Linked DNA regions of Mus musculus: region 2 is linked to region 1. A link is a loop called in an ENCODE intact Hi-C map of the cell type or tissue named here. Cell type or tissue: heart. All regions are shown on one strand. Each heading gives the region's core, and the rest is flanking DNA. Links, peaks and the distances in the headings are about the cores only.

The links. A loop is a pair of places that touch in the nucleus more often than their neighbours do. Peaks named below come from ENCODE experiments on the same cell type or tissue, not always from the same donor. Only the 100,000 strongest peaks of a DNase experiment are listed, where the experiment ranks them.
Region 2: a loop joins it to region 1, with 2.9 times the contacts of the local background. A loop is called at or near these places in 3 of 42 quality-filtered maps.

Annotation. Positions count from the first base shown.
Region 1 is chr8:70,747,228-70,756,281 of GRCm38, reverse strand. Pde4c (phosphodiesterase 4C, cAMP specific) reads right to left here. Exons shown (of 17, transcript NM_001310465.1): 10 at 8,902-9,054; 11 at 8,717-8,815; 12 at 8,303-8,467; 13 at 8,126-8,225; 14 at 7,760-7,914; 15 at 7,249-7,371; 16 at 6,877-7,059; 17 at 5,096-6,441. The coding sequence ends at 6,175. Rab3a (RAB3A, member RAS oncogene family) reads right to left here and starts at 1,579. Exons shown (of 5, transcript NM_009001.7): 1 at 1,419-1,579; 2 at 199-426. The coding sequence starts at 426. In heart, for the core only: CTCF peaks have their summits at 1,516 and 4,080 (motif pointing right); DNase peaks (open chromatin) are centred at 1,691, 2,961, 3,741, 5,751 and 4 weaker places; H3K4me3 peaks cover 2,243 bases; H3K27ac peaks cover 2,351 bases; H3K27me3 peaks cover 3,580 bases.
Region 2 is chr8:70,667,675-70,676,931 of GRCm38, reverse strand. It overlaps Lsm4 (LSM4 homolog, U6 small nuclear RNA and mRNA degradation associated), which reads right to left and starts at 3,701. Exons shown (of 5, transcript NM_015816.4): 1 at 3,475-3,701; 2 at 336-377. The coding sequence starts at 3,477. In heart, for the core only: a CTCF peak has its summit at 3,818; DNase peaks (open chromatin) are centred at 2,611, 3,291, 3,611, 5,051 and 2 weaker places; H3K4me3 peaks cover 2,285 bases; H3K27ac peaks cover 4,115 bases.

The DNA of each region.
Region 1 (9,054 bases), core at 1,055-9,054:
ACATGTACTGGGTGCTGCCTGAATGCCCTGTGCCACACTATGCTAGAAGATGAGTGGGGATGCTCGGGACTTAGGAAAACGGGAAGCTCATACTGGGATGGAGATGCAGGCCTTAAATCCCAGCGCCAGCCGATGGCTAGCCTCAGCTTCCTTTTGTGGGGGTTGGCAGGAAGACATCTCCCCTCCAGCCCTACACACCCAGATCTGCAGCTTGATCCTCTTGTCGTTGCGGTAGATGGTTTTGACCTTGAAGTCTATGCCAACGGTGCTGACAAAGGCTGGAGTGAAGGAGTCATCTGCGTAGCGGAAGAGGAACGAGGTTTTGCCCACGCTGCTGTTCCCAATGATCAGGATCTTGAACATATAGTCGAAGTTCTGGTCTGAGGACTCCTTCTGCCCATAGCGAGAGTCTGTGGCGGAAGCCATCTGCGGGAGGCGTGGCACAGAGGGCCTGAGGGGAGCATCAGGACCACGCACAGGGTGGGCACGGCACAGGGGTAGGTGAGGATACCCCCCAATGTCACATGCTCAACCCCCCCAACCAACATAAGGCAGAGCTGTGACCTTGACAGCACCAAGGTTTTAAGCAGGCTGTGAACCTCAGATTCCCCTGTACCCTGAGGGAAGACTGAGCCTCCTCTGCCTTCCCATCAGTCTCTCACAGAGACCCACACCGGAACATGAATACAGGAGGATCCCCAGTTCTCGCTCATCCTTATTTTTCTCCTGCAAGAACTGGGGCCCTGAGATAGCCACATCACGTGACGAAGACAGGATGAACGTAGGCTCACACACACAAAATCGCGAGCACAAGAGCGCGCACGCATACACACACACACACACACACAAGCACAATGAAGCATCTAGGGCAGGCAGACCCAAACACCTGCCCTGCATGCAAGAGTGGTGCTAACAGGCGAAACAAGCAGACATGTATGGTGTGTGCAAGCCCATGTGTGAGCACAGCTCCCTGCACCAATGCACGACTGTACCTGGCCATCCGGGAGGACACACCACACACGCGCATGGCTCCACACGCGTGTGAGCACATACTTGAACTAAGATCCACGCGCACCGCGCACGCGGACCATGCACGCACAACGTATCACAAGTGTGCACGCTGCGCGTCCTGCGGTCACTCGAGCCTCTCCATGCCCAGCGGGCGCGCACACGCGTGTTCACCCCACGAGCACGAGCACGCACAAGCCTCCCGCAAGGCCTGGCTTTCCCCTCCCCCTCTGTCGCAGAGCCCGGGCCCCAGGTGCCAGGTTAAGGGCGAGGGGTGCGGGATGCGGGACCAAGAATGCCAAATGCGAGACCCATAGCCACTACACCCGAGTTGCGCTCCCCTTGATCCCCCAGCTGTCAGTGAAACGCGGGCTCCTCAGTGTGTGGACCTGGGTTGCGCTCACCCTTACCCTCTCTAAGCTGAGACAACGCTGGCGACGGCGACCGTGGCGACTGCGCTGGCGACCGGGCCCCAGAAGAGGATGCGGGGGATGCAGGCGGCGGCGGGGGCTGCAGGCGGCAGCGGAGGAGGCTCAGGCCCCTGCAGTCCTAGCTGACGTCCTGCAAAGCCAGGGGCGGGGCTTTCTATGCAAACGAAGCTGTGACGTTAGGGGAGGGACTGCATCGACAGCCGCGGGACCACACTGGCCTGCGCCGGCAGAAGAGGGGCAGGGCCTGGTAAGCCACTGGAAGACGGGGCTCTAGGGAGGCATGAAGTTTCCATTGGCTGATGCTCTCGAGCGACGGACCGAATATCAAATCAGCGATTCCTACGTCTTTAGAGGCCCAATGGTGACTGCTAGGTGTTTGAAGGGCGGAGAGGCTGAGGCCAGGACCTAGCTCTGGTTGGAAACTTGTGGTTAGAAGTCCTTGCTTTTGAGACGTGAAGCACTCAGGAGTTTAGGTTTTGTTTTGAGAAATGGTCTCAAGTAACAAGCTGGTCTCGAACTTGCCAAGTAGCAGAGGCTGATCTTGAACTCTTGATCCTCCCGCCTGCACCTCACAAGTGTTGGATTGGCAGGCATACATCTTGATTACATTTTAGGGCTCAAAAAACTCATTAAAGACCACACAGAATTTTTAGTCCCAGCACTCAGAAGGGAGATGGAGGCAGATCTCTGTGAGTTCGAGGCCAGCCTGGTCTACAACGTGAGTTCCAGGACAGCAGGACTATGAAGAGAAACTTTGTCTCAAAAAACAAAATAAACAAGCAAATAAATAAATAATTTTTAAAAAAAGAAAGAAAGAAAGAACTGTTTTTTGATGGGCTGAGGATAATTCTCAGTTTGGTGGGGAACCTGCATCACAAAGACCTGGGTTGATCCAGGCTCCTGTTCTCTGCACTGGGAGGAGAAGGGAAGGAGGGGAGAAGCAGAAGTCCAAGGTGATCCTCAGTTACATAGTGTCTTAAAGTCAGCTTGATCCACATAAAACCCTGCCTCAAAGAAATAAAGGAGAAAATCCGGTCTGTGCAAAGAGAAAAGGGTCTGATGAGTCCCCAGAGAACCCCTTGCTTCCTTGCGCACTTAGGGCTCAGAAGTATCCTGACCCATAAGTCTTCCAAAATTGTAATGAAAGACCAAGGAAGCAGAGAAGATTCAAGAGTAGCTGCCCAACGCCCTTTACGATATGGACACTGGGACCCGGGTAACCCTGTGTCTCAGGAAGGTGGGCGCAGAAATGCAGACTTCCAAGCCGCTATGATACACACGACTCATTCCTGCAAATCTGCCTGTCAAGGTGGGAATCTGGGGTCTATCCTATTCTTCCTCTCCGTGCGGCCGGGCAGGGTCCCCATCGCTTCCATTCCCACAGGAAGCAGAACTGGGAACGTGTCCTGGCCCTGTTTATAGACCTCCCCGCCAGCTGCGGAGGCGCCAATGGACCAGAATAACTTGTCGCCTGGATGCTCGTCCACCCCCGCGAGGAGCCTGGAGCCCCGCCCAATCCGGGGCCGCTGGAGGAAGCTTATTTCCTGCTTCCCCTGCACTTCATGCAGAGACACAAAGTGACCATCAGTTTGTTACTTAGCGAGCTCCGGGCCCACGCGGAGGCTACTGTGGGGACCGGGACCGGGTTTGAGGACAGAAAGGGTGCAGGAGGAGCCTGGGACACTGGAGCCTGATTTGGATTTATTCCGAAGGGATAAGGTTAGGGGAGGAACCCATTTGCTTCCACCACCAAGCAAGGGCTCCAGGAGAACTGTGCTGGTAGCTCAGTAGGTGGCAAGGCTTCATCGGAACACTTGGAAAGCTGAGGCAGGAGGGTTGTTGAGTTCTTTATCATCCTGGATCACAAAGTGAGACCCTGTTTCATACTATAAACGTGTGCGGGGAAACTGCTGGCATGGTAACAGAAACCTTTAATTACACAGCACTTGGGAATTTCTGAGTTTGAGGCTCCCCAGAGAGGACAGCACAGCTGTCTGGAAGAATGAAGCAAGTGTGTTAAAGGCCTGGGCAAACAAGAGCACAGGCAGAAGAAGGGACAGAGGGAAGCTGTTCCTCAAATCTTTCTAAGTTATATTCATTTATTTGTGTTGGAAAGAGGGGAGTGTCACAGGACAACCTAGGAAGTCAGTTCTTTCCTTCCAGCACAAGTCCTAGGAATGGAACTCACGTCATCAGGTTTGTGTGACTTCCAAATTCTCCCACAGTGAACACACATGACTTTGTTTAACAAGAAATCTCTAAGGGTCGCCTCTTAAGACATCTGGAAGGAAGAAGGAAATGTTCCAGTGTGTGACCCCAGATGGCCTTTTGTGCCTCCTGGGGATGAATAGCCCGAGTCATAATATTTACAGAGGAAGTCGCCTGCCACTCTGGCTCCTTGGAGGCCTTGGTCAGGTGCAGAGTTACAGGCTCAGAGGGAAAAAGGAAAAGGGAAAGAGAGGGACCCCCCCCCCCCCATGGCACATGCCTGTTACCCCAGCCAAGCACTCGAATGGTGGAGGCAAGAAAATAACGTTAGTGTCATCCTCTGCGGCAAACAAGTCTGACATTAGAACTTGAGACCATGAGACCTTGTCTCAAAACGGCCAAAGAACTGTTTGGAAAACAAACAGGGAATCAGTCATACCGCCAGGGGGCACCAGTGCCCACTCTTAGTATATAAGCTCTGAGGGACTAGTTATGACTCAGTTTCCACACAAGAGAATGAGTAGGTGTCGCGGCTATTCCTGGTTGTCAACTTGACTATATCTGGAATGAACTACAATCCAGAATTGGAAGGCTCACCAGTGACCCTAATCTGGAGGCTTGGAGATAGAAGTTTCTGATCTGGATCTTGGTATGGAGATCTTAAGACATAGTGGCTATGGCTTCCAGAAGATTAAGACAGGGAGATCTCATGGGCTGGAGAGATGGCTCAGTGGTTAAGAGTACCGCTGCTCTTCCGAAGGTCCTGAGTTCAAATCCCAACAACCACATGGTGGCTCACAACCATCCGTAATGAGATCTGACACCCTCTTCTGGTGCATCTGAAGACAGCTGCAGTGTACTTACATATAATAAATAAATAAATCTTTAAAAAAAAAACAAAAACAGGGAAATCTCTGAGTTCAAGGTCATCTGTGATTAAAGGTGTGGTGGCACACACCTTTAATCTGGGCTACACCTTCTGCTGGAGACCTACATAAGGACATTGGAAGAAGGAAGGCTTTCTCTCCTTCACCTGCTTGCCGTGTAGGACTGAGCAACTGCTAGATCCTTGGACTTCCATTCACAGCTGCTGCTGACCACTGTTGGGAGTTGAACTGCAGACTCTAAGTCATCAATAAATTCCTTTACTATATAGAGAATACCCATAAATTCTGTGACTCTAGAGAACCCTGACTAGGGAACGCCTATGGTGAAGAGAGGTGTGCCGGCACTCTGGTTTGAGAAGCCCAATCTTGTCAGAGACAGGGATCCTCATTGACGGGAAGACTGAGGCCTGCAGTGCTCTTCTATTTATTCTATTTTTGCAGTGATAGAAATGGAACTCAGGACTTCCCAAAAGCTAAAGCTCTGTTACCAGAGCCACACCCCAAGCCCCTCATTGGGCAATTCTAGGCAGAAGCTCCACCCCTTAGCCACACTCCAGCTACTTTTTTTTTTTTAAAGATTTATTTATTTATTATATGTGAGTAACCATTGCTTTCTTCAGACACAAAAGAAGAGGGCATCAGATCCCATTTCAGGCCACACAGTGGTGGTGGCACATGTCTTTAATCCCAGCACTTGGGAGGCAGAGGCAGGTGGATTTCTGAGTTCGAGGCCAGCCTGGTCTGCAGAGTGAGTTCCAGGACAGCCAGGGCTACACAGAGAAACCCTGTATCGAAAACAAACAAACAAAACAAAACAAAACAAAAAACAGATCCCATTACAGATGATTGTGAGCCACCACGTGGTTGCTGGGATTTGAACTCAGGACCTCTGGAAGAACAGTCAGTGCTCCTAACCACTGAGCCATCTTTCCAGCCCACTTCCAGCTCTTTTTATTTCTAGTCAGGCTGCCCAGCCTGGACCAGCTGTCTCCACACACACACAGCCAAGTCTGGGGGATGCCTATGGTGAAGAGAGGTGCACCAGCACACTGGTTTGAGAAGCCCAATCTTGTCGGAGACGGGGATCCTCATTGATGGGAGGACTGAGGCCTGCAGTGGTCTTCTAGGAGGGTCACCGGCCTCCTGATATCTAAGAAGAGTCTTGTGCAGCCAATGGTGTCAGGAGACACCAGACCTCAGTGGGAAGTGTTCCCCGCCCGCATTTTACGAAAGGGATTCCCCCGAGGGACTCAGTAAAGGCTTGCAGCTGGACTGGTGAAGGCAACATTGGTTCCATCTTTAGTGCCAAAAAAGAAACCAACTAAACCATAACACAGAGTCCGACTGCATGTGCTGAAGCTGACGTGCAGACTGCAGCTGAGTCTAAGTCTGTCTTCTGAGATGCAGGAGTCGGCGCTTCCCAGGGCTGGTGCCATTCCAGTCTGTGGGCAGAGCTGGTCCCAGCCTCCCTCAGGCTTGGCTCTGTGTAAACCTTGGCTGTCCTCTTTGAGTGGTGGAACGTCATCAGTGCCCATAGGTGCCCATGGCCTGACCAGGACTCCACGGTCCACACTAAGCTAGCCCAACTCTTGTTGGACAAAGCAGACCCTGGGCTCTGGGCTGGCCTTAGAGGACAGGAGTTAAGTGCTGGGTAACTCTGAGGACTCCCTGTTCAGTGCTGTGCACTGCCCTTCATCCTCCTCTTCCTCCTCTTCCTCTGCTTCCTCCAGGGTCAGCTCAAACTTGAACCTGTCCGAGCCCATGGTGTGTGGAGGGCTGCAGGGAATCCTACTCTGATACCACTCTCTGTTGTCTTCCAAGGTGTCCAGAAGCTCCTGAGCATCGGGGTGCACTAGGTCAGCCCATGTCTCCCACAATGGCTGAGCGATGTAGTCAATGAATCCCACCTTAGGGTGATCACAGAAGGGGCAAGTGAGACCCAGTGAAACCTAGAATTAGTCCCATCTCACAGTTGGCCACCTGGTGTTCTCAGCCTGGAATTCTCATTTGCCAACTCCTATTCATCCTTCAAAATCCTCTTGAAAAAAGCCATCCTGGCACAACAGGAGGAGACTGAGGCAGGGTGATCTCAAGCCAGTGAGTTCTAGGCCAGCCAGGGTGACAAAATGAGATGTCTTCAAAACAACAAATCAAAACATCTGCCCTAGCTGGCTGGTGGCGCACACCTTTGATCCCTGCACTTGGGAAGCATAGGCAGGCGGATCTCTGAGACAGAGACCAGCCTGGTCTACAGAGGAGGTCCCAGGACAGCCAGGGCTGCACAGAAAACCCTGTCTCAAGAAAGACTCCGCCCTGTAGTGGGCACAGCTCCCTTCCCGCACCTGGGATTTCTCCATCGAGGCTGTGTGTTTGTCGCACATGGGGCTGATGTCCAGACCCGACTCTCGCTCCCGGTCACCCTGCTGGAAGAACTCGGCCATGATGCGCTCCGTCCACTGGCGGTAGAGGGGTAGCGGCTTGGCGGGGTTGCTGAGGTCAGCGCAGTGCACCAGGCTCTGGAGAACCTGTTGGGTATGGGGGGACTCACAAGGCCCAGCCACGCCCCACCTCACCACATCCCAAAGCTGAGTGTAGTGTGGTGGTGCGCGCCCAAGGCAGGAGACTGTTGACTACTGAAGCAGTCTGAGCTACAGAGTAAGACTCTCTCAGGAAGCTAAAGCTGAAAACTGAGGCTATGGCCCCGCCTCACAAACCTGGATGCGGTCAGAGTAGTTGTCCAAGAGCAGGACGCCAAGGCTGGTCACTTTCTTCGTCTCCACCATGGTCTTGAGGTCGGCCAGAAGGCTCATGTGCTTAGACATATCTGTGGCCAGCACCTGGGAGGACAGTAAATTAAGGATGCTGCGCCTCTGAGACCTGTGCCTCAGTATCCCCACCTGTGAGAGGGAGGATGGAAACACTGGGCGGCACAGTTGTCAACTGAAGATGCCCGCCTGTCAGCACAGAAGTGAAGGCAGGGGGATGAACTTAGAAAACGTAGATAACAAACAGAGGAATACCCAAAGGGCACAGGTGAAGTCAGTACACAACAGGCACCTAATATAGTATTGAATTTATAGATGAAATATGCGACCCTCAACCCCCGACAACCCACTGACTGGGATAAATCAAGCGGGCCACTGGAAACCCCGTGCCTGTTGCCATGCAGCCTGTGTGGGAAGCCTAACCCTCGTAGGGCATCACTGCCCCGTGCCGTGACGTCACCATGTCTATGACCATCCTGCGCAGACTCAGTCTCTGCTTGGTACTGAGGTTCCGGAAGATGTCGCAGTTTTCCCCCTGCAGGAGCTTGAAGCCTACCGCGAGGTGATGGTTCTCCAGCACCGATGAATCATTGTACATCAGTGCCAGCTCTGAGTCTGTGGGGACAACCAGGGACTCAAGATCCAACTCCACCCAAACACTGTTGAGGAGAAATGTCACTGGCCAACTCCTATGTATGCAGGGGAGCCCAAACTCTAATGCCCCTTCCAGGAGAAAGCCATTCAAGTCATGGACACCCGTCTGAGTCTGCAAGATAGGACAGTTGAGGACATACTGGGCAACTCTGGCTATGTTCACCTCACTTACTGGTGTTGATGAGAAACTGGTTGGAGACCCCCGGGTGGTCTACGTCGTGTATAGCACATGCAAAGATAGCTGCCAAGACTTCTAGGTCCGTGAACACAGCCTGGATAGAGCCTGGGCGTCAGGGCGGAGGGTGACTGCTCTGCCCTGCCCACCCATGTCCTTGGCTGGGTGTGGTACCTCCAGGGCTGGGGTGCCCAGCAACACGTGTGCGGACTGCACCACATCGGCAGCATGCATGCTGTTGTGGTACGCCACGTCGGAGTGGTAGTGCCCCTCTAGTGTCAGCAAGTACGCCAGCAGCGTGTCTGCTGGGATCTGGAACGTCTTGAGGAGGTCTCGTTCCTGGTGCAACACAGACCTATCTCAGGGCCTTGGCTTTGGGGCTCCAGCTCACCTCACCCCACTCCTCTCCTCTGTGTCCAATGCCCCTTCCTCCAGGATGTCCTGGTGCTGCTGCAATCCTGAGTTCCTTCTGCCCTTGTCCCCTTTTCTACTCTACCCACCACCAGTACAGGTCAGGGCTCCGCCATTCCGATCTGGGTCTTTTCAAGGCCGGAACAGGACAGCCCAAAGCAAAGGCAGGAGAGGCACCTGGAAGACGCTGAATATGACAGCTGTGAGAGGCCGGTTCCCACTCAGCTCAGCCACTTTGAACACATCAAGTCCCCATTTGTTGGTGTCTTCAAGCTCCTACGAGTGACAGCAGCGCCACATTTGTCCCTCGAGCTCCATGTACAGGTTAGGAAACTGAGGCCCGTGGCTCTGGGGAGACCCACCTTAGCCAGCTGCTCCTCCTGATCTGTCTGGACCCCAAAGCGTGGGATAGCAGCTGTGGGAAGGCTGGTGTGGGAGGACCTACGCAGCTCAGTGATCTGGGCCATGGGCCATGGGTCGTCTTCCGTGGGCGGCTGAGGCAGCTCAACCTCAGC
Region 2 (9,257 bases), core at 561-8,560, 79 kb after region 1:
GACCAGGCTGGCCTCGAACTCAGAAATTCGCCTGCCTCTGCCTCCCAAGTGCGGGGATTAAAGGCGTGCACCACCATGCCCGGCTATAGATTTCTTTGTGAACGTTTTCCTTTGTATTGCATTTGCCATTCTGTCTGTGTGCAGACAGGGCAGAGAACAACTTCAGGGAAGTCATGAACCCCTCCATCATCACATGGGTCCTGGGGATTGAACTCAGGTCCTTCGGCTTGGCAGCAAGCACCTTTACCCACTGAGACATCTTGCCAGGCCTTCAATCATGAACTGCAAAAGACTGAGCTGTGGGCACATGAAGGGAGGTGGCCCAGAGTGCTTACCATGGGGTGATTCTGCGCTGTCTTCAGCAGCGACAAGGGAAGCTGGAAGGCAAAAGTCAGTGTGAGGTGTAGTCCTCAATTCAGGGACGACCACATGGGCATGGCTACCCCCAATGCACTCGCCTGTCTTCAGGTCACAGGTAACCTCACATCATCCCATTCTACAGATGTGAGCCACCTGGACCTCCCGGACCATTTTGGTCATTTCTCCACAATTTCTGTCACCTGGAACCACAGAAGCGGGGCACAGTCCTCTGTCTGGAGGTAGCTTTTCTGAGGCAGAATCTTGTCATAAGCCCAGGCTGGCCACAGCCTTCTAAATGCACAGGACTGCACACCAGCCTGCTTCACATCCCGTCCATGTGCTTCCAGAACAGGTGACTTGGGTTGCCTGAGCCCCAGGGCTGAGGTCAAGGTGACAGCAAGGCTAGTGACACTTTGCCTTCCAGAGCCAGCATCATAAAGACCAACATAAAGCCAGGTGTGTTGTGCTACACCCGTCATCCCAGTGCCAGGGAGGCTGAGGCAGGGGGATAAGGAATTTTAGATTATTTTCAGCTACAGTCTGAGATCAGCCTGGACTACATTAGACCTGTCTTCAAAATACACAAAAATCAAATTACAGCCAAGCATGCAGTGCACACATTCAATCCCTGCACTGAGAGGCAGAGGCAGGTGAATTATCTATAAGTTCCAGGCCAACTGGGTTACACAGTGAAACAAACAAACAACTACACGAGGGGCTGGAGACATGGCTCAGCAGGTGAGAGCACAGGCTGCTCTTCTGGATGACCTGGGTTCAATTCCCAGCACCCACATGGTAGCTCACACATCTATAACTCCTGTTCCAGGGGGATCCAACACACTCACAGACACATGCATGCAGGCAAAACACATGAAATAAAAATAAATCATTTTAAAAACAGAAGAAACAAACAACAAGAGCCCCAGATCCTCAGGGCCATCATGCCCAGCATGGGGACTTTGGGTCATGAGAGGACTGGGGGAGCCTACAGTACAAGGCCCTTCCCAAGAAGAGCTGAGGGGCGGGGAGGAGTTAGTGGCAGGGAAGTGAAGCTCTAGCCCACTTCCTGCAGAGGCTTCCTGGAAGGGTAGGAGGCAGAGGATGACTTTTGTGAAAATGGCTGGTGGGTGGGTGGGTGGCCTTGGTGATCAGTGACAATGGTGTCCACCCTGATCCTCAAATAAACAGCAGAAAAGAGCCACAGTATAGCATCCTATGGCTAAGCTCCAGGTAGTTGGAGCCATGGTTATCCTTGGCTACAGTGTGAGGCTAACCTGGGCTACATGAGATCCTGTTTCAATAAAGGAATAGAATAGTCAAACTCCCAAATACAAGGCACAGCAAGGGCTCAAGGGCAAACATTGCTAAACAAGAATAGAGGCACACAAAGCTCTTCCGGAACTGCTATGGCCCAGCACAGCCTGGAGGCAGCGATGGCAAGGTCCAGCCTTACTGCTCAACTTTCGTTCCTCCTGCCAGGGCCCCAGCCACCACCCAGGGTGCCCTTCCCTAGACTCTCTGCCCAATCCTGCTGAGCATGTCCCCTCCTGTGGTCAGGACCCTAATGGCCACCCTAGGCTGCCAGCCTGTTTCCAGCTCAGCAGCTGAAGCCGCTCTCTAATTATGGGTGATTAGCATCAGTCTCCCTGGCTAGACACAAGGTCAGTGTGGGCGTGGGCTCTGCTGCAGCAGGGAGGAGCAGTAAACACTTGCTGAACACGCAGGGGTGGGGACACCCAGCACAGGTGCATCCTGTCCAGTGCCACAGGTAAGAAAAGTGTGGTGTAGGGACAGGCCACCACAACCCCCCACTCCCCTACTGTGTGTGCAGTGGGAGAGAGGAATGAAAGAAGTAATTAGGAATGTCTCCCCAAAATGAAGGAAGAAAAAGCTCAGAGTGAAATGGGCCAGGGCAGACAGGGAGGCTGGAGCTGGGATAGTCACAGGCTTTTGAGTGGAGGAGACATAGCTTTACACAGAGCAGCTGCAGGTGTTATAGCCACCCGTTCTGGAATCCAGTCCCAGCACCTCCCATTAGAGGAGCCAGTTCCAGGAAGGGAAATTCCTTCTCAGCCATCATCCAGACTCTCTGGGATCCAGTGTGTAGATGAGATAGCTAAAGAACCAAGTCTAGGGCTCTGAGTTCAGGAATGTTCAGCTGGGACACTCCTGTACCAGCCTGACCGCAGAGATATGGGAGTGTCTGTGCGCACCTGCATGAGGTGGGTGTCCAGTCCTGGACGCACCTGGCCATCCCTTCAGGAAGGCTCAGGGTACACCCAGTGGGGAGTGCTTACCTAGCATGTGTTAGGCCTAGAGTTCCTGCACCACAAAACCCAGGGTCATTCTGGAGTAAAGGCAGGGTCAGGAGTTCACAGTGATGCATGTATACAAATGGAGTTCAAAGGCAGCCTGGGCTATATGAGACCCTGCCTCACATCCTGACTCAAATGTGGAGTATACACGTGTCCTTTCCATACTCCAGTGACTGAAGCAAGAGGATCAGGAGTTTGAGGTTAGCCTGGATTATGTCAGTTCAGATCAGAAAGCCTAACCAAAAAACAAACCAAATATCCTACCATCAAGAACTGGGGAGATGGGAATATGTGGCTCTCCTCACTTAGGCCAACGCGCCCCTCGACAGAGCAGGGGGAAACCTGGCCTCCTTTACTTGTTTATGCCAGGTCTAAGAGTCCCCAAACTGAGGAGGCCTGAGCCTAAACTAGGAGAAAAAAAAAATCCTTTCTTCCTGAGCAAGACATGCTGTGTGTCCCAGGGAGAGAATCAACCCGCTCTCTGAGCTGGATTTCCAGCCAAAGGCGTGGGCAGCTGAGGTCAGACACCAGATAAGCATCAAGAGGGCAACGAAGCCCACGTGAGCCATTAAGCCCGCCCATTTCCCGGAAACGCAGCTTTCCTATCAATGACGGTGACAAGCCCCGGAAACGATCATAGTCCCTCTTCCGGTCGCAAAAACCGTGTCCATCAAGAGATAAATCCCCAACGGTGACCGTCTGGGGCCCTGGAGGGACACCGGTCACTCCGGCCTCAGTTTCCCCCATCTCTCAGCAGCCCGAAGACCCTGCGCGCGCCCCTCCGCCTCGCGGCCCTCACCATCTTCCCTGCAGCGATAACTTCCGCCGCGGCACAGACACACGCGCTCCCACCGGCGGCCCACCGCGCGCCCCAGACTGAAAAAGACTGGCAGAAACTATGACCAATCAGCGAGCAGCTCAACGGACATCTATCCAATCGGGACGGGCTAGGGCGGTACCTACGGAACAAGACGGACGGCCTCACCGTATTTCTACGGTGGGATTGAGAGGTAGCCGTAAAGTGCGACACTAGAACGACGCAAAAGGCCGCAGCACAAGTTACGCCCACTACGGGGTGTATGTTGGGAAAGGGCGCCTGCGCAGAGGTGCTCTCCTGGATCTGGTTCGGCGCCTAATTCGGCGCCACACTGTGGGCGAAGCTGGCTAATGCATGCGAGTCGCGCGGTGCCTATTTTGCGCTCCTAGCCTTTCATTCTTTGTTTTGTTTTGTTTTGTTTTCGAGACATTGCTTCTCTGTGTAGCTCTGGCTGTTCCTGGAACTCACTCTAGACCAGGCTGGCCTCGAACTCAGAAATCCGCCTGCCTCTGCCCACCAAGTGCTGGGATTAAAGGCGTGCGCCACCACTGCCCAGCTCTAGCCTTCCATTCTTGCCCTTATGGATCTCTTTGTCTTTACCAACTCAAATAGAATCTTTGAACACGAACGGCAGGTCTGGCGTTCCCTGGCGACAGGAAGTGAAAACAAATCTCTGGGATTTTCCTGTTTTGAGATGGGCTTCTGTGGCAGCTGAAGCTAGCCGATCATGAACTTGCATTAGACCCCGACTCGGCTTCTCCACTGCTGGATGGCCACTGTGGGCCATCAAGCTTTAATCCTTGCTTTAAAAAAAATCATTATCATTTTGGGAGGAACATAGTGTTTCTCTGTACATCCCTAGCTGGCCTTGAACACACAATGTAGACCAGGCTGGTATCGACCTTCCAGAGATCCTAGTGAGTGCTGGGATTGCAGGTGTGCACCACCATGGTTTAATGTGTCTTCTTGAGCTACAAATTCAGGTTCTCATGCTTGCCCAGTAGGGGTGCCAAAGAATGATATTCCGGACTCAAATAGTATGAAAACTCAAAGAGTGTCTTATTATGCAGAAGTTGAGCATGCTGGAGTCTCGAATTACCAAAATAGACACCCATGTTAACTTGGAGGTTTGATTTAAAGCACATTAGGAAATTCCGGGGCAGGTGACCTCTATGTTAATCTGTGAGGTCCATCTCTATGGACGTTCCATGGCAGGGCTGCGGGGGCTGGAAACTTACTGGGGAGGTCTGGAAACTGTTGCTTACCCATTGTCCTTGCCTCAGGCCAGGTGGTGGGGCAGCTTCTGAGGCCTGGACTTGTCTGGAATTGGCCAGTTCTTGGAAACAGATTTAGGCCACCTCTCCTTAACTGCCAGTTTGAAGCTTGTCATGAAGTCAGCCTAGCCTTCTCATCAGGAAGCATTTTTACCCATGGAGCCATCTCCTAGCCCTTCTATTTATTTTTATTTTCTTTGGCTACTGGTTATGGAATCAGAGCTCCACCCTGAGCTGTCCCAAGCAGGACAGCTGTTTGACCAAGCTGCTGAAAGGCCCTGGTACAGAATGTTAGCGATGAGTTCACTTGTTGGGATCCTCTGACCCGGGAGACTCCCTTGGCACACTCCCCAGGGCTCTTCTAAGTGATGGAGTGAGACTCCCGCACTAAGACTGCAGCTCAGCGGGAGGGATAGAAGCCCTGAGCTCCCGCCCCCACCCCCACCGCTAACAATAAAGTAAAGCAGTAAGTGCTGAGGAGCAGCGCCTGAGCAGAATGGGCACTATCTCAGCACTGTGGAGGCACTGCTGGAGAAGCACAGGTTCAAGACCATCCTCCACTTCATGGACAGTTCAACAACAGCCGGGTCTACTTTACTCTGTCACTAATAAGGAAAAGAGAAATATGTCAATGGGTCTGCTGACCTCATGTCTAAGATTAGAGAGTATCTGTCACCCCAGAATCCAGCTCTGAGATGGGGACCAAAGGGTTTGTGATGTGAGGATCTGAGATACCTAGGGAAGAAGCAGCCCATGACGGGGAACTTGGACCCCTGCAGCAAGACTGGGTGAGTTCCAGCAAAGTTGCCGTCAGCCCTCAAGGGAGGCTTGGCTAGCCCATGCTTCTGCACACAGAGTGGGGGCGGGGGCGGGAGCCTTGAAACCTGAGGTGCTACTGCTCAGTGACAAGTCACTTAAGTCACCTAGGTGAAGGGTCAAAGCTCCCTACATTAAATAAAGCCATTGCCACAGTGGAGAAACATCCCTCCGACCTGGCTTCCTGCACTCCAGCCACCATCAGAGGAGCCTTTTCTGACTGGCCAAATGGGCCTGTGTACACGATGGCCAGGGGAGAGGCCCACAGCAGCAGCAGCCTCAATAAACAGGCTGCATACCTCTATTCTGTGTGCCTACAGCTCCCAGCAAGTGATACAGCACCAGTGCTGAGCTTCCAAGTGTGGCCTGGGCGGCTGCTGCACACTGGGAAGGTGCACTTGTGTGTCTGTTCTTCCAAAAAGATAGGGACAGGTTCCAAACTCTGTGGATAAAGAACAACTGGGCACAGGGCGTGGTGGCTCACACCTTTAATCCCAGCACTTTGGAGGCAGAGGCAGGCCGATCTCTATGAGTTTGAGGCCAGCCTGGTCTACAGAGTGAGTTCCAGGACAACCAGAGCTACACAGAGAAACTCTTGTCTTGAAAAACAAACAGCTGAGCCTGCAAGATGGCTCAGCAGGCAGAGGAGCTTGCTGGAAGCCTGGTGACATGTGTTTGATCCCTGCTACCAACATAGTGGAGCCCAGCACCCCACATACTCACACAAATAAGAAAACTGACATACAAGTATCAGAGTTAAAAGAAGTTCTATCTTCTTTAACTCTTTAACGTTCTCTTTTGCAGCAGTACTGTGTATCTTGTATGTAGGTATGAGGGAGGGTACATGTGGCCTCCTGTGGCCTTCAGAGGCCAGATGCGACAGCAGCTCCTCCATCCCTCTCCACCTTGCTTGCTGAGGAAGCATCTCTTACCTAAACTGAAGCTTTCCTTTCTGGCTAGGCTGGCTGGCCAGTGAGCTCCCGGCACCTCAACGTCTCTGACTCCTCAGTGCCAACTCATGGATGGCTGTGCCTTACTTTTTACATACGCATTTTTTTTTTAATTAAAAAATTGCATTTACTTAGAAGCATTCAGAATGTCAACAAAAAAGCCGCATTTTTCTTTTTTGCAATTAGAGTGGTCTTCAGTTAACAGAACAACAATTACTTCATATAAGCTGCATCAGAGACATCTGAAGATGAAAAAACAAAACAAAAATAAAACCAAAGGCCGGGCATGGTGGCGCACGCCTTTAATCCCAGCACTCGGGAGGCCAGGGCTATACAAAGAAACCCTGTCCCGAAAATAAATAAATAAATAAATAAAATAAGATAAAACCAAGCCAGGCGTGGTGGTACATGCCTTTAATCCCAGCACTTGGGAGGCAGAGGCAGGTGGATTTCTGAGTTCGAGGCCAGCCTGGTCTACAAAGTGAGTTCCAGGACAGCCAGGGCTATACAGAGAAACCCTGTCTCAAAAAACCAACCCCCCCAAAACAAAACAAACAAACAAACAAAAGAAAACAAAACAAAAAATAAACTACTGTCCCCATATATAACAAATTTGTGCTGTGTACCAAGAACCTGCTTAAAATTTCCATGCCAATTTACAACCCCCAGACTGTACCAGGCAAGGTTAGTGGCTATTGAAAATACCACCAGGACAGGGCTATCTAAAGACACATTCAGTAGTGTTTTAACTATACCAAAAAGTGAGAGAGAGAGAGAGACACACACATACTGTACACTTTAAAAAACAAATCTTACACACCCTTACATTTCAAATTTTTTCTTTAGAAGGAGTGAGTTGGGGCTGGAGAGATGGCTCAGTGGTTAAGAGCACTGACTGTTCTTCTGAAGGTCCTGAGTTCAAATCCTAGCAACCACATGGTGGCTCACAACCACCCGTAATGAGATCAGATGCCCTCTTCTGGATTGTCTGAAGACAGCTACAGTGTACTTACATATAATAAATAAATAAATCTTTAAAAAAAAAAAAAGGAGTGAGTTGTTTACAGGGGGGTTAAGTGCTTAATAAATAAGAAAAAAAACTGTGTGAGAACCAACTTATTTATTATGTATGAGTACACTATAGCTATCTTCTTTCTTCTTTTGTTTGTTTGTTTGTTTGTTTGTTTTCGAGACATGGCTTCTCTGTGTAGCCCTGGCTGTCCTGGAACTCACTCTGTAGACCAGGCTGGCCTCGAACTCAGAAATCCGCCTGCCTCTGCCTCCGGAGTGCTGGGATTAAAGGCGTGTGCCACCACCGCCAGGTTCTATAGCTATCTTCAAGCTATCTTCAAACACCCCAGAAGAGGGCATCAGATCTCATTACAAATGGTTATGAGCCACCATGTGGTTGCTGGGATTTGAACTCATAACGTCTGGAAGAGCAGTCAGTGCTCTTAACCACTGAGCCATCTCTCCAGCCCTTACACAGATTTTAAACTCAGATCCTTTTGCTTTTCCCCACCGGGTCATCTCCCTTGGGTCCCAAAACAAGTAGCTGGGGGATAGCAACTCATACCTGTTGTCTTAGTTAGGGTTTCTATTGCTGCAGCAAAACACCAGGACCAAAAAGCAAATTGGGGAGGAAAGGGTTTATTTGGCTTATATTTCCATATCATAGTTTATCACCGAGGGAAGTCGGGACCGGAGCTCAAACAGGGCAAGGACCTGAGGCAGCAGCTGATGCAGAGGTCACGGAGGAGTGTTGTTTACTGACTTGCTCCCCATGGCTTGCTCAGCTGCTTTCTTACAGAACTCAGGACCACCAGCCCAGGGATGGGACCACCCACAGTGGGCTGGGTCCTCCCCCATTGATCATTAATTGAGAAAATGCTTTATAGCTGGATCTCATGGGGGAATTTCTTCAACTGAGGCTCCTTTCTCTCTGAGGACTCTAGCTTGTGTCAGGTTGACATAATATGATGTCATCCCAGCACACATACCTCCATGACTGTTAGTCAGGATGGGCATCAGGGAGATGTGGGGCTAGCAGCCAGAGGTGCCCACCGGGGCATTAGCGGCACAATTGCTATGGGTATCACCAACGCTTACTGGATGGAGTAGAGTCCTGGTCCAGAAGAGGGCTTGTGTCTGCGTCTGCAAACAGGTTGTGGCTCTACACCTGTGGCTGGGGACCTCATTGGCCCCGTGGGGAAGCTACTGTTGTTTGCCTAAATGGTCAGGAAAGGGGGAGAGAAGGTGTGATGGAAATGTGTCAAAAATGTATGAAAGCCACCCTCCTCTGGCTGAACAAACACATGCTAATACAGCAGCCAGGGGAGAGGCAGGATTATTGCCATAAGTAGAGGCAAAACAGCAAAACTGCCTCAACATAACCAAAGCCAAAAGTAACAAAAGATCCAACAACCCCGGGGCTGGTGAGATAGCTCAGTGAGTAAGAGCACTGACTGCTCTTCTGAAGGTCCTGAGTTCAAATCCCACAACCACAATGTAGCTCACAACCATCTGTAATGAGATCTGGCGCCCTCTTCTGGAGTGTCTGAAGACAACTATAGTGTACTTACATATAATAAGTAAATAAATCTATTTAAAAAAAAAAGAACCAACAATTTCTCTGGAATGTGGGGAGCCTGGTTTGCATAGCAAAACACTTCTGAAAACAGAGAGAGAGAAAGAAAGAAAGAAAGAAAGAAAGGAAGGAAGGAAG